Regions from separate parts of the Homo sapiens genome. Here region 2 is linked to region 1. A link is a contact called in ENCODE Hi-C data. All regions are on one chromosome and are shown on one strand. The core of a region is the stretch at or near the end of the contact, and the rest is flanking DNA. Distances in the headings are between cores, read along the strand shown.

Region 1 (7,314 bases), core at 2,447-4,946:
AAATATCTCCTATTTCCTTGAGGCACAGGCCACTCAGATTTGCCACCCATTCACTTGTGGTTTTCATCTATTACCTCTTGGACACTCCCCAACATCCCCTTTGCTCAGTTTTCCTCTCCACCTCTATTCTTGCCATTACACTGAGTTTCTTTAATGTCTGTATGTATACCCTATCTCACACCCTGAGCTCTCAATTCCAACCTGCACATGTCACTCAGCCCCCCTTGCACCCTTGCCATTACTTACAACCACTGCACCTCCAAAATCACTTATCCAAACATGTGGCTCCCTGACCACAACCTCTTATTTATCCTTCCACTTGCTTCTTCGACCACTCACCTATAACTATTCTTTGATATCATCATTACCTCCATTCATTGATTCCTCTGCATTCTCCATATTTACCAACTCTCTCCTATCTTCACATTCTTCTGTATCCAATTTAGATTCTAAGGTGTATCATTTCATTTTGGTGCTCAATAAATACCAACTGAAGAAATTAATCTGTTGGGGCGTGGTGGCTCACACCTGTAATCCCAACACTTTGAGAAGCCAAGGCAGGAGATCATTTGAGGCCAGGAGTTCAAGACTAGCCCGGGTATCATAACAAGACCCTGTATCTAAAAAATTTTTTAAAATAAAGAGAAATGAATCCTTGAATTTTAATATCCAATCAATCACTAAGTTCAGTAATGTAGTTCTTCCCATATCCACTGCCACTAAGCAACCATCATTTCTTTCACAGACTATTAACTAAATTCTCCAATCTATTTTCCATCTTGCTGACAGATGTAACTTTCAAACTAGACATCTAACCACTCCCTTTTTATTTAAAATTATTCGATCACATCCCATTGCTGTTATGATCAAGAATAAAATCCACAACACAGACTAAAAGGGGCTGCATGCCCTGATTTTCACCTAACTCTTGAATCCAATTTCCCACCACTCTGCCCCTCACACTCTGCCTTCCAACCACATTAGCCTCCTTCCAGTTCTTCTAATACAGCAAGCTCCTTCACATTTCAAAGTCTTCACATTTTCTTCTCACTGTAAGGATATCTTTGTCCCCCTTTTTCATCCATCCAACCTTAACTACTTAATTTCTATTCACCCTTCTTATTTCAACTCAAATGTCACTTCCTCAGGAATCTATCACTAACCCCTAAGACTTCTTAGATCCTCCTGTTACATCACCCTGTTCTTTTCCTTTGACACATTTATTATAGTTTATAATTGTTTTTGTGATCATGTCTGTTTCTCCACTAGATTATAAACTCCACAAGGGTAGGAACCAAGTCTATTTTGCTCACCACTGACTCCTCAGAACGAGGTCCAATATACAGTGTGTTCAATAAATATTTAAAGGAAACTTCTCTCCATAGTAGTGTTTCTCAACTGAGTCTGTGAATCTTTTTAAAAATATGCAGGTCTGTACTGTACCTCTGAAGATTATGATTCGGTCAGTCTATGGTATATACTAGACTGGAACAGTTTTTCACAAGTTCCACACGACTCTGATGTACTTCCAGTGTTGAGATCTACTATTCCACAAAATCAGAGACTATCAGAACTGAAAGAGACTTCTAAAATCATCTGCTCCAGCCCTCTCTTTTCACAGATGAGAAAACTGACTGACTCCTAGCCTATCCTGTTTTCACCTGTATCACTAAATTGTCCTTTCACATAGATTTTTCCCTTCAAATGCCTCCCATTAATTTATTTTACATGACAAACTGAAGTACCTTTGCTGATATCCTCAATACCTTACAACAGAAAATGCATTATTCACTATCTACATGGATATTTGAAAACACAGTGTTCCATTACAACACATATTGTAAATAACTACTTTTTTCACATCGTATTATCATAGGAGAATTCAAACTTCAAAATGTTGCCCTCATAGTTATTCCAGGAAAAACTAATTTTGGAGTGTGTAAACTGTTTTACTTTCCATGTTGAATAATCTGACTAATTTTCCTTGATAAAAATCAAGATTATAGCAATGAATTTTCTAAAACACTTATAATATGAACAATAAGTTCAAGAAATGAAGAAAGAAGAAAAGCACTGCCTTTTCCTTTTTCATAAACCATTTATGAGTTCCCAATATTCTTACCTGAAGTACTTGGGAGCTCAAACTGTTTGGAGCCTAAATAATTCTACTAAGTATTTTCAGTTCTTGTTTTGGTTCCTTCTTAACCAAGTTAAGTGAGAACTTCCAAGGGACTTCACAGAAGTAAAAATGCCCCCTAAATAATCAATGGCACTGTTCTTTCGTTTGACAAATATGTATTCACGATCTACTAAGTGCAAGACTCCGTAACCCTGGGTCACTGCAAAGTAGGTATTATCAGGGTTCAACTAAAGAAACAATTGATAGAGGGGCAAATGCAGTTTTAGAGAAGATAAAGTGGGGTGTGGGATTGGTTCAAGCTTCATAATAACGCTGCAAAGGCACAGCTTCCCCTATCAAGAAACAGCAGCACGTAGCAGGGCAAACAAATGTGCAGATGGCTCCAAGCTCTTTATTTAATGTGCACTGTATGACTCAACTATCTGGTCCTATGCTTACTGCTGTGGACTCTTCTCTAAGCTTTTCTTCATTCATTTACTCATTCATTCAACCACTATTTACTGTAAAAGACTCCGTTCTAGTGTGTTGCTGGGAAAACATCGGTGAATAAAATATGCAAAGCATCAGTTTTCCAGGAGCTGACTTGGGGAGGAGGAGGAATAAAACGAGGGAGAAGCAGAGTTCAAGAGACAAATGAATGGGCAGGACATGATAATTTGGGATGGGGACAAGAGCTGTGTGGAAAAAAACAGGATGAGGTTGAGGGGGAGATTACGAACCACCACACTTGTTAAGTATTAACATTACTCCCACCTCCACCCTGAGTTCTCACAGCACTTACCATTCTGCACTGTAAATACCAGCCGGCAGCAGACTTGCAGCCTGCGCGACTATGTAAGCCAAGAGTAATCTGAAAAACTATCCTTTTCCCTTGCCTAGGGGAAATTTACAAACGTAAATATGTGTAAATTAATATACAAGCTAATATACACGTTGACGAACGGACGAAATGGTTGAAAGAACGAACTCGCAATGAACTACAACACTTTCTCCGGTCAAAGTAAAAGCCATTCGCTCCAGAGCCCCAAGTAAGCCACAAGTTGTACATTGTAGGAGACAACAGTCCTCAACAGCAGCTCAGGTTCCAGCACCTCCCTCCGGGCGCCAGAACTACGTCAACACAAATATCACCTGCGGGCGCGAGCTAGCCCAGAAAACCGGTGCTAGAAGGGCCGCTCCGCGCCACCCGGCGGATTCCTGCAACAGAGTTTCGAGGCAAGAAGTTTCGAAGAGGGGGCCACGAACCCCAGCTCTCCGGCCCTGCTCCACCCCCCAAATAGATTTCTCTCCCGCCTCCCGCTTAACTCCGTCGGCGCCGGAGGGATCGAGGCAGGGAAGGAGGCCTACACATGGCCGCCCAGGCCCACAGAGGCCCAAGGGAAGTAGGCTAAGCAGCCAGGCCAAGGAGAGGTTGCGTTTTCAGGGAAAAGGCGTCTCCAAAAGCACTCACCCCAGCGCCTCCAGTGTGTCCAGCACGTCTCCCTCCATCGTCGGTTGGGGACCCGGCTCCGGCCCTCTCATGGTCCTTTGGCCCAGAGCTGTTCGGCGCTCTAAGTAGCCCGCCGGAAACTAGCGTCACCGCGCCAAGGTTCCGGTCCGGGTCTGGCCGGTAACTGCCTGAGAGCACAGCTGAAGAAGGGCGCAAAGGTTCCCAGCCCCGAGGCAATAAACACTTCATAGTGCCTAAAACCGCTGCGTGTAACGATAATAATTTTTTAAAAGAATAGTAGAAATAATAAATAATAGTAATAAAGAGTTCTCTGTGTTGGGACTTTTCTGTGTGTTCAAATAAATTTTAGCAAATATCGTGGTATCGGGTTGATCTCAACCTATCCGATTCCAGACCTTTTTAATAACAGAAATCTGAAATAAAATTATAATTATCTTCAGCTAAAATTAGTAACTAATATCACATGCCTACACATATAATTTTTAAATCAATATACACGACGATGCTTCAACTTGAAGGAAAAAATGAAGTAATTTATAACAAGGTAATATTTTTCTCCTTATGAAATGCGGAAGACCAATGAAGTGATCAGATGCTTGCATCTATCTATGTAGAATCCCCTCAACTGCATATTCAGATGATGTGCTTCATTGCTGACAAAGCATTAGTTGTATAAGCAACAAACATACCGCCAGCAAAGTAAGGTAGTTGATGTGGTTTTCCAAAATTGTGGCGAATTCTCTGTAAAGTTCCAAACAAACAAAACATAATATACCCTCTGTGTACTATCCATGAAGAATTCAATCTCTTATCTAAAGGATTTAAAAAATGTATTTTAGGGTTCATATGTAAAAGGTACTAAGAGTATAAGGTTAGATCATTATTAGCAGGCATGTCACCTACATGAATACTCTAGCAGAACTGTTGGAAATCCTGCATGAAGTATAACTATTGATCCCTTGTATGGACCTGTCCCTTCCATTGCAGACTACATAGCATTCGTAGCCCCAGTCCAATAAAGACCAGTAATGCTCTCGCCTTCCTAATTATGGTTACAAACAAAAAGCATACCCATAAATGTGTAAAACACTCAAAGGTAAGCTGTAGTAGTCCACTCTCATATTGCTATAAAGATATACCTGAGACTGGGTAATTTATAAAGAAAAGGGGTTTAATTGGCTCATGGTTCCACAGGCTGTACACGAAGCATGATGCTGGCATCTGCTCCACTCCTGGGGAGGCCTCAGGAAATGGACAGTTGTGGCAGAAGGGGAAGGGGGAGTGCAGCTATCACGTGGCCGGAGTAAGAGGAAGAGAGAGGGTGCAGGGAGGCAGGGAGGTGCCACACACTTTTTTTTTTTTTTTCAGTCTCGCACTGTCGCCCAGGCTAGAGTGCAGTGGCATGATCTCAGCTCACTGCAAACTCCGCCTCCCGGGTTCACGCGATTCTCCTGCCTCAGCCTCCCGAGTAGCTGGGATTACAGGCGCCCACCACCACACCCGGCTAATTTTTGTATTTTTAGTAGAGACGGGGTTTCACCAGGTTGGTCAGGCTGGTCTCGAACTCCTGACCTCGTGATCTGCCACACACTTTTAAAAAACCAGATCTCATGATAAACTCACTCACTATACAGTGCCAAGGCAGGAATGGTGTCAAACCATTCAAGAGAACTCTGCCCTCATGATCCAATCACCTCCCACCAGGTCCCTCCTCCAACATTGGGGATTATAATTTAACATGAGATTTGGGCACAGACACAGATCCTAACCATATCATAAACTCAACCATACATTTGTATAATGACTATTATTACTGTATATTTTAGTGTTGTACAAGGCTTAAGCGTAAAATTACTTGCAGTTTAATGTATCTGAATTCATCTCCAAATAAGGGAGAGGAGAATGTATATTAGTGGTTACTGCCTCTTGTCAGAGTTGGGGTGTCATAGAAGGTACTAGTCTTAGTACTCTTGGCAAAAAGTCTCTGTAAAAATCAAATAGAAATGAGGTAACTGTTCTTTATTATTATTGATCTTAAGTGTTCTGCTGCTGGTTTTCCTAAAAAATCTAAATAAATGAATAACAAAAGTTATGCACAGAAAAAGAACTAAAAACAAACAAAAAAGCATGACTGGCCTAGCATGGTGGCTCGCATCTGTAATCCCAGCACTTTGGGAGGCTGAGGTGGGAGGATCACTTGAGTCCAGGAGTTTGAGACCAGCCTGGGCAGCAAAGTGAGACCATATCTCTACAACAAATTTAAAAATTAGTCAGGTATGGTGGTATGCACTTGTAGTCCTAGCTATTGAGGAAGCTAGGGCAGGACGATCAGGATTGCTTGAGCCCAGGAGGCCGAGGCTGCAGTGAGCTGTAATCAAGCCACTGCACTCCAGCCTGGGCAACAGAGTGAGACCCTATCTCAAAAGAAAAAAAAAAGCATGACAGATATTTGAAAAAACTGAAAAGGTCTAACATAGTAAATGGAATAATTGGACTCCAACAAGACCCTTGAAAAAATGAGACAGAAGCAAGAAGAGACTCTGCTAAAAATTTCCTGACAAAACACTGATCCAAGAGCACTGTTAATGTCAACCAGGACGTATACAAAGAAATTCACAATTTAGGAAAATTTTTGTAAAAATGCTGAAAACAAAAGATAGAAGGAAAAGCTTAAAAGCAGCTGGAGAAAAAAATCAAACTTTAACAATAATATAAGCTGACTTCTCAAAAGAAACAATGGAAGCAAGAAAATCATGAAACAACATCTTTCATATGCTTTAAATAATGACAAATCCAGAATTTTACACAGTGGAAATATCCTTAAGAAATGAAGGCAAAATAAAGATGTTTTCAGATAAACAAAACTCATGTAAATTGTTTCCAGCAGACCCATGTCAAAAGAAATATTAAAGAGGGTTCTTCGGGTTAAAAAAATGATGCCAGATGAAAAAAAAATGATGCCAGATGAAATCCCAATGGTGCAAAAAATAATGAAGAGTATCACTGGAAATGGTAAATATGTAAGTGAAACTAGATATATATTGACTATTCAAAACAGTAATAGTAATGACTTCTGAAATGTAAAATATAGAGAGAATTCAGGGGGTGAGGTGCTGACAAAGAGTTTAAAAACAATAATGTTCTTCCATTATCCAGGCAGTGGTAAAATAATGAATTTATGGTAGCAAATCAAGATTGCATATTGCCATCATTTAGGTAATCACTAACAGAATTATGAAATAGTATATAACTAACAACTAAGAAAAGGGAGAAATGGAATAATGAAAAATACTTACTAAATCTAAAAGAAGGCAAAAATGGAAGATAAAATATCAAACCAAAACATGGCTGGGTAGCAATATTAATATTAGAAAAAATAGCTATTAACACAGAAGCATTATAATATTACAGAGAGATAAATAGGGACATTTCATAATGATAAAAGGGTCATGACGCAGAAAACCATAAGAATTCTAAATGTTTATTTGCTTAATAACCAGCCTCAGAGTATATAAATTTAAAAGCCAACAACTTAAAGGAGAAATAGACAAAGTCACAATCACATTAACTAATATAACAAGCAGTCAAAAAAAATCAGTAGGCATAAAATATTCCAAGTCAATAAGACTTGGAAAACATAATTTATAAATTTGACCTAATTGATATAGATAAATCTCTACCCCTCCCAAAACTTCAGAATATGCATTTTTCAAGTGCACATGTA
Region 2 (7,314 bases), core at 4,815-7,314, 1.6 Mb before region 1:
TCTTAGGGTTGATCTAAGGTAAACGACAGGGCAAGATCTGGGAGTGGCTGAGGCGGTCGCCCATGGCTGCGCTCGTCTGGTGAGGCCAGGGCGTCCCCTACTGGCCCAAGACGAGTCACAGGCAGGTCGAGGCCACTCCTCATCTCTGCGATGGCGCGTGGAGGGAGGGCGTGGTGGCGTTGCTGCGAGCGAGGGGAAGGCCAGTGTTAATCACTGACACTTGTGGGCTCCGGAAACTTCCCTAGGGCCCCCAGAAGGGGCTGGGGGGAGAAAAGCAGCAGTTCTAAGAATTTTGGAAGTAGAAGTGACATTAGCAATCTAGCCTAAGTCCTGAACATAACAGTGAAAATACTTTAAAAAATACATCAACTGGGTGTTTACTATGAGCCCTTTACGTGGATTATGTCCTTGAAAGCCGACAACAACCCTCTGAGGCAGGTTCCCTGTGGAGGATAGGGCGCAAGCAAGTACCTCGTGCAGGGCCTCACAGCAAGTTGGGGAGCAGGGTGAGCCTGGGGTCTCTGACTCACAGTCCAGGGCACCTGTGCTGTCTCTCTAGGACACTGGGGCTTGGGATTTAAATCCAGGACTTCATCCTGGGGTGGGGATGGAGAGAGTTCCTGGAGCCCTGAGTTGGCTGAGCAGATACAATGAACACTTGTTGACCAACTGACTGCAGAAAAGAATAAAGGAATTGGGAACTGCCAGTGTTGGAGTGGATTCAGTCCAGGGAGTGTGTTGACGTGTGGCTTCAGGGTGTTTACTCTCTCCGGGCACCCAGGCTTCTAGGACACACTCTCATCTCCCTCCGGCCACTCCTCTGGCCTTCTCTAGGATGGCTCCACCAGAGCTAACCACCTCCCGCTGACGTGGGAGGTCTCCCAGCCTTAGGTTCTAAAATTTGTCATCCCAAAGCCAGACCTGCCCAGTGCCATTCCTCGATGTGTTTAGATGATACCCTCCTTCCTTCATCCAGAACTGACCCTTAAATCAGCACACTGGAGCTACGGTGAGGCAGCTCAGAGCCCAAGGTATAGTTCCCCTCAGACTGAAACTGAAAAGTTAAACTAGCCCAGAGGCCAGTCCTCCGTAAGGTGCACAGTGTCTTGTTGCAATCTGCTCCTGTAGAATGAATCCACCTTGACGAGGAGGACGTAGAACAGCCCACTCCCAACTAAGGGACTGCAGTGTAATAATGCATCCCTTAGCTCATTTACTCCTCCCCTTGACATGAGGTAGGCACTTTTATGACTTCCCCATTTTACAGATGAGGACACTGAGGCACAGAGAGACTTAAGCAATTTTGGAATATGCAAAAAAGATTAGTGGAAACAAATACATTAAAGAAAAAGATAAACTCAAAAACAACAATAACAAAAAACAAAACAAAATAAAAAATAGTGGATGTTTCCAATGAAAAATTATACATTGATTAGAACACAGCCTTCTGGATTAGCTGATTTCTAGCCTTTTATTTCCTTTGCGCTATTTTACAACTCTGTAGGTTGTAGAGACTCAATGGCAATGCAGAGGATTCTTGTCTATGGATGTACAAATGCTTCTGTTCAGTGAAGGGACAACCCTGGGTCCCTCCTGTGCAAAATCCAATTTTACTTCCATTTACAAATTCATTCCAGAATTCCTGATGTTTACTGGATTCCCCTTTGAATGGATTGTAACATACATCTGGTTTCCTTATTAATAATAGGTTAAACATAATACAAAATTTTTTTGAGACAGCATCTCACTGTTTCCCTGACTGGAGTGCAGTGGCACAATCATGGCTTATTGCAGCCTTGACTACCCCAGCTAGGAACCCCATCCAGGAACTAGCGACTGTGTTTTTAAGCATTATACTTTCCAGGCACTGCAAAGTGTAATTGCATTAGAGTAACTGCAGCTGCAAATTAATCAACCCTAACCTGAACAAGATCCTTGACCCTAATTCAAACCCTAACCAAATTCCTGACCCTAATTCAAAACCAACTCTAATTAAACACCTAATAAATTAAAGTGTGCTCTGTCTGAGGAAAAAACACATTACCCCTGCATTTTGGGAGAGACAATCTCAGGTTGTACAAACAAGCATACTTATTCAGGTCCCTTAGGTCGGCTAGGCCCTGAGGAGCAGGGGTACTTTTCTCTGCCCGTCTTCCCATGGGGAAGTGGCCAAAGCTGGTACGGTGTTTTGTGCCCAGGGCCTTCGTTTTGCTCTTGGTGCTGCCTAGGCCTTTGATGAAGCCCCCATGATGTGGGAAAGGATTTGGGAACCATTTTCATGTCATGGTTCTCCTAGAACTGTGAAAGGGAGAGGAAAAACTGAGAGGGAGCAGGAAGGTGTGTGGCCTGCATGACTTAGAGACAGTGACCCAGCGCCATGCCTCACATACATACTGCTCTGCTCCAAGGCCAAAAGCCATTAATCTCTATTATGCATTTAAATTACAATTTGATGAATGATATGTTACCCTAATCACACATAATTGCAAGTTAGGATTTGGGGTGCTGGAAAACATCAAAATTTAACCATGTTATATTGACATAAACTCTCAATTTCATTGTACCCCTGAGCTACCTTTATTCCTGATTGATCACATACAATACCATTTTTCTCACTGATGAATTTATTTTCAGATATAGTCTTATAAATCAATGAACTTTATCATTGCTTTTACTGTTTTAATTTTTTTAATCTCAAAAATTTAAATTTAGCAACATTATTTTACTTCATAGTACTTCCTTTTATGATCCCTTTTATTTATGGCAAATGATACTGGTTTTCCACTTATGATCATGATATTAAATACACAAGTAGAAAGTGAGTCAATTTAAAGAAAAATATTAACTAACAGTACAGGTGGTATTAAGATAATGGCAGAAATCAGGATGGTGATGTTGAAATGATGGAAGGTGTGTGGTCTATAAGTAATAACACTATTTGATACTATACTGTTTATTGGGCATTTACTATGTGCTAGGCCCAATGTTATCAATGATAGCGCTGTCCAGTAGAATTTGTGATGATGGAAATGCTCTACATCTGTACTATCCAAGCCACATATTGCTACTGAATCCTTGAAATGTGGCTAGTGTGATTGAGGAATTAAAATTTTAAAATTAATTTAAACATCTATATTTACCATATTAGAGCAAGCCTAAGGCTCTTACATATAGTATTTTATACAATCTTCATAATCTCAATGAAGTAAGCATTATTTTGTTACTTTGCTAGTGAAGAGACTTAGGCCTTGAGAGGTTGCCTGAGGCCACATAATCAATAAGTAGCAGACGTAGGATCTGAACCCCGATCACTTTGACTTCTGAATAGGTGCTCTTGGTCATTTCCCACAGAAAAACAAAGCCCAAAGAATATTCCATCAGTAGTTGAATTGCACTGGATCCAGTGCAATGCACGCATTCCATGTACTAGGACATAGACATCTCTGGGGGATCATCCAGCCTGCCACCGAGATTTTTGCAGAAGTCCAGATGCTAGTGTGATTGCAATCAGATTAAACTTTCAAGATAGCTAACAGGACTCATGCAGGTGTAGATGTGAAAATTAAAAGAAAAAGAACAGCTGGTGGCAGCGGCTCATGCCTATAGACCCAAGTACTTAGGAGGCTGAGGCTGGAGGATAGCTTGAGCCTGAGAGGTGGACGCTGCAGTGAGCCGAGATTGCACCACTGCACTCTAGCCTGGGTGACAGAGTGAGACCCTGCCTCAAAAAGAAAAAGGAATCTGGGATGATTCATGGTTGTTTTTATTTGAGTAACTGGTCAGACGGTGGTGCCATTTAATAAATAGCAAAGATGTGGGAAGTAAAAAGTTTTGATTTGGTCACGTAATATCTGAGATGCTCATTACACATCCAGGTGGAACTACCAAGTGGACAGCTGAATATGCAAGTTTGGAGCTCAATACAGAGGTAAAAGCTATAATTAAAAATTGGGGAGTCATCTTCGCACACCTCAAGACTAGCAAAGATTAGAACAGTCTGGTGAAAACCCCTCCTATAGGGCCGCCAACACAAGACCACTTTGTGATGGCACCATATGAATAACCTCTAGCATGCGTGTCCAACCTTTTGGCTTCCCTGGGCCACATTGAAAGAATCGTCCTGGGCCATATGTAAAACACACTAACACTAATGATAGCTGATGAGATAAAATTTTTTTAAAAAGGGCCCATGCATAATTTTCATGATATCTGCCAATACAGATGAGCAAAAACATCCTCACATTCAAATGACTGGACACCCATGCAAGAGCCCTGGGCCTTGGTATTACTAGCTCAGAAGTCAAAGTCCTGGTTGAGAGCACCAGATTGACCCACGTTAGGTCATATGCTTGAGCCCAGGTGCTGAGGGCAGTTGAGAGAGTGACCCTCTGACCCTTCTATTTATTTATTTATTGCCTCTCACCAAAACCCACACAACAGGGGATTGCAAACAGGTTCAAATGCTGGAGAACCAAAAGCCAATACAGGTTGGCTACACAAGGTCATCAGCCTAGGGCAGGAAGTGGGCAACGGGCGCTGGCCATTTGGAAGAAAATGTGAAATCAGAGAGTGAACATATTTAAGCCATTAAGTTTGAATCTCCTAACTGGGCTCCTCATTTCCTGCCCTGTCTCTCTACAGTGCATTCTCCACAACACAGACAGGGGGATCTTTAAAAAATATAAATCAGATTTTCAGTGTTCTGTTGAAAACTTCCTTAACGAGTCTTCTCTTTGTATCTAGAACAAAATCCAGGCTTACTATGGTCACGGGCCCTACATAATCTGGTCCCCAGCTACCTCTCCATACTCCTTTACTCCTTGCTCCACAAGCCCTCCTCACCCCCACCCGCACCTGCCAGTCTTACAGACACAGGGCAACTTGTTTCCCCTTTGAAGGTTTTGCTCTAGCCGTTCCCTGTGTCTGAAACACTGTGTCCCTAGATCTTTGGATGGCTGGTCCTTTCAGCTTTCAACTCAAAGTTCTCCTTTTCGACGAGAACTCCCCTGACCCCAACCCAGGCAGTCCCCTTCCCACTCTCATTATACAGCCCTGCTTAGGCTGTCTCACGGAATTCATTATCTGAAGCTGTACTACTTACTTGTTTGCTTCATTGTTTATTTCCTCCCTGCCCCTTTAACCCAACTTCCAGGAAACCAGGAACTTAGCTTTTCTTATCCTGCTGCATCCCCAACCTCTACAACCGTGCCTGGCACAGACTGAGAGGCACTCAGCGAAAACCTCTTGTGTGGTGGAATGCTTGACTTTATAGAGGGCCCAGGGTTCAAGTTGGCTAGTGGCAGAGAGGGCTTACAACCTAGTTCTCCTGACTAATCAGAGGTAGAACTAAAGACTGGGCTCCAGCCCCTCATTTTTTTTTTTTTTTTTTTTTTTTTTGAGACGGAGTCTCGCTCTGTCTTCCAGGCTGGAGTGCAGTGGCGCGATCTCAGCTCACTGCAAGCTCTGCCTCCTGGGTTCACGCCATTCTCCTGCCTCAGCCTCCCGAGTAGCTAGGATTACAGGTGCCCGCCACCACGCCCGGCTAACTTTTTTGTATTTTTAGTAGAGACAGCGTTTCACCGTGTTAGCCAGGATGGTCTCAATCTCCTGACCTCGTGATCCACCCGCCTCGGCCTCCCAAAGTGCCGGGATTACAGGCGTGAGCCACCACGCCCGGCCCAGCCCTTCTGGCTAGAGCTGCAGGTCAGCGTTTAGGGAGAGTTTAAAGGATCTCTACAGGAACTTATAATGACAATAATGAAAAGAACAATAGCTGATACCTACTGAACACGCTCTATGTGCCAGGCACTGTTCTACGTATTTAATCTGAGTTTCATTTACGCTTCACGACCACACTGCGCGGTAGATACTATCATTACCCTTACTTTATGGATAAGGAAACTGAGTCACTGAGTTGTTAGGTTACCTGCCCAGCATACAGCTGAATATAAATCGTACGCTGCTATCAAAACTTTCTTTTGCTCTCACTCCGTCACACTGGCTGGGGTGAGACGATTTCTCGCATGTGACGACCCAGGACAGCCCCAGCGCCTCCGGGTCACAGGCCCCCGGACGTCCCAGGGCGCGGGCGCTAGGCGGGCGGGGAGGGGGGAGGGCGCAGGCCGGGATTGGTGGAAGAGAAGAGATTGGTGGAAGACAATGGAAGTCTAGTAGCGGAAGTCCCGCCCAGCCTAGGCCGAACTTCCGGCTCTCACTGCTAGGGGCTTAAGCGGAGGGAGTCGAGCCAGCGTCGCCGCGATGGTGTTGTTGGAGAGCGAGCAGGTATGGCTAGGCCTGGCCGGCCGAGGGAAGGGGGCGGCTCAGGCGTTACTCGAGACCTGTGCCTCCTGCAGGAGGACCAGGGCCTTGACGCGGCAGGACGAGGATTTGGGGCTGGCTAACGGGGCTGGGCCTGTTGTTTTCCAGTTCCTGACGGAGCTGACCAGACTTTTCCAGAAGTGCCGGACGTCGGGCAGCGTCTATATCACCTTGAAGAAGTGTAAGCAGCGGGAGGGGAGCCGGGCGATGCTCCCTGGGTTCCCGGTGTCTGGGAGCCACCGGAGTCTGTCTGCCGCGGACCGCCGCCTTCCTCTACCTTTCCCCACCCTGTACTGAGCACATTCGGGGCTTCGGGCCCGGAAAATAGTAGGGATTGTAGCTGGCTCAGTCCCCAGCACTGAGCCGCCTAGGTTGCTTCTGGTAACAATGGGCCCCAAGCAGCCCAGGGCTCTTTGTCAGGGATCCCAGACGCCGCCACTTTGAGTGGAATTTAACGTGCTTCGATATTACATGTTTCCGTCGTGGAAATAATAGTTTCTCCAGGGTTTCGCCAGACCGTGATAGCAGATGAGGTGTTTAACAAAACTAGAGCAGCGGGGCTGGGTTAGGTCATCACTTACCCCACTCCTCTGTTTTAACTGTTTGTCTGCCGCTCAGCCACGTACGCGGCCGTGTTCACCAGGATGCATTTTTTCCTTCAGATGACGGTCGAACCAAACCCATTCCAAAGAAGGGTACTGTGGAGGGCTTTGAGCCCGCAGACAACAAGTGTCTGTTAAGAGCTACCGATGGGAAGAAGAAGATCAGCACTGTGGTGAGCTTAATTTCTAAGGCTGTCTTTTGAAATGTAAAGACTTGAACTTAACAGAGGATGGGGCGTTTCTGAACCAGGCTTTTATTTGTTTTTCCCTTTTGCCCTGTGTGGCTATTTTTGAGACCAGGACCTTCCTATACTTTAGTAGTGGAAACCTCAAGAATAAAATAAGAAGGTAGAGGTCAGACAGTCGTTAGTTCTGCTAAAGCTCTTGTGGAAAT

What was found. A loop is a pair of places that touch in the nucleus more often than their neighbours do. Pooled maps may share reads with other maps.
Region 2: a loop to region 1 is called in a pooled map, with 8 times the contacts of the local background. The contact joins the promoter of SRP14-DT here to the promoter of FAM98B in region 1. A Hi-C loop is called at or near these places in 7 of 50 pooled maps.

What each region holds. Positions count from the first base shown.
Region 1 is chr15:38,450,509-38,457,822 of GRCh38, reverse strand. FAM98B (family with sequence similarity 98 member B) reads right to left here and starts at 3,696. Exons shown (of 8, transcript NM_173611.4): 1 at 3,591-3,696. The coding sequence starts at 3,661. RefSeq lists enhancers at 3,279-3,378, 3,439-3,548.
Region 2 is chr15:40,038,061-40,045,374 of GRCh38, reverse strand. SRP14-DT (SRP14 divergent transcript) reads right to left here and starts at 6,064. Exons shown (of 3, transcript NR_040060.1): 1 at 5,927-6,064. It overlaps SRP14 (signal recognition particle 14), which reads left to right and starts at 6,194. Exons shown (of 5, transcript NM_003134.6): 1 at 6,194-6,282; 2 at 6,427-6,499; 3 at 6,981-7,093. The coding sequence starts at 6,259. It overlaps LOC124903471 (a long non-coding RNA gene), which reads right to left. Exons shown (of 2, transcript XR_007064596.1): 2 at 6,966-7,314. RefSeq lists a silencer at 5,991-6,200 and enhancers at 5,286-6,230, 6,281-6,460, 6,481-6,530, 6,231-7,176.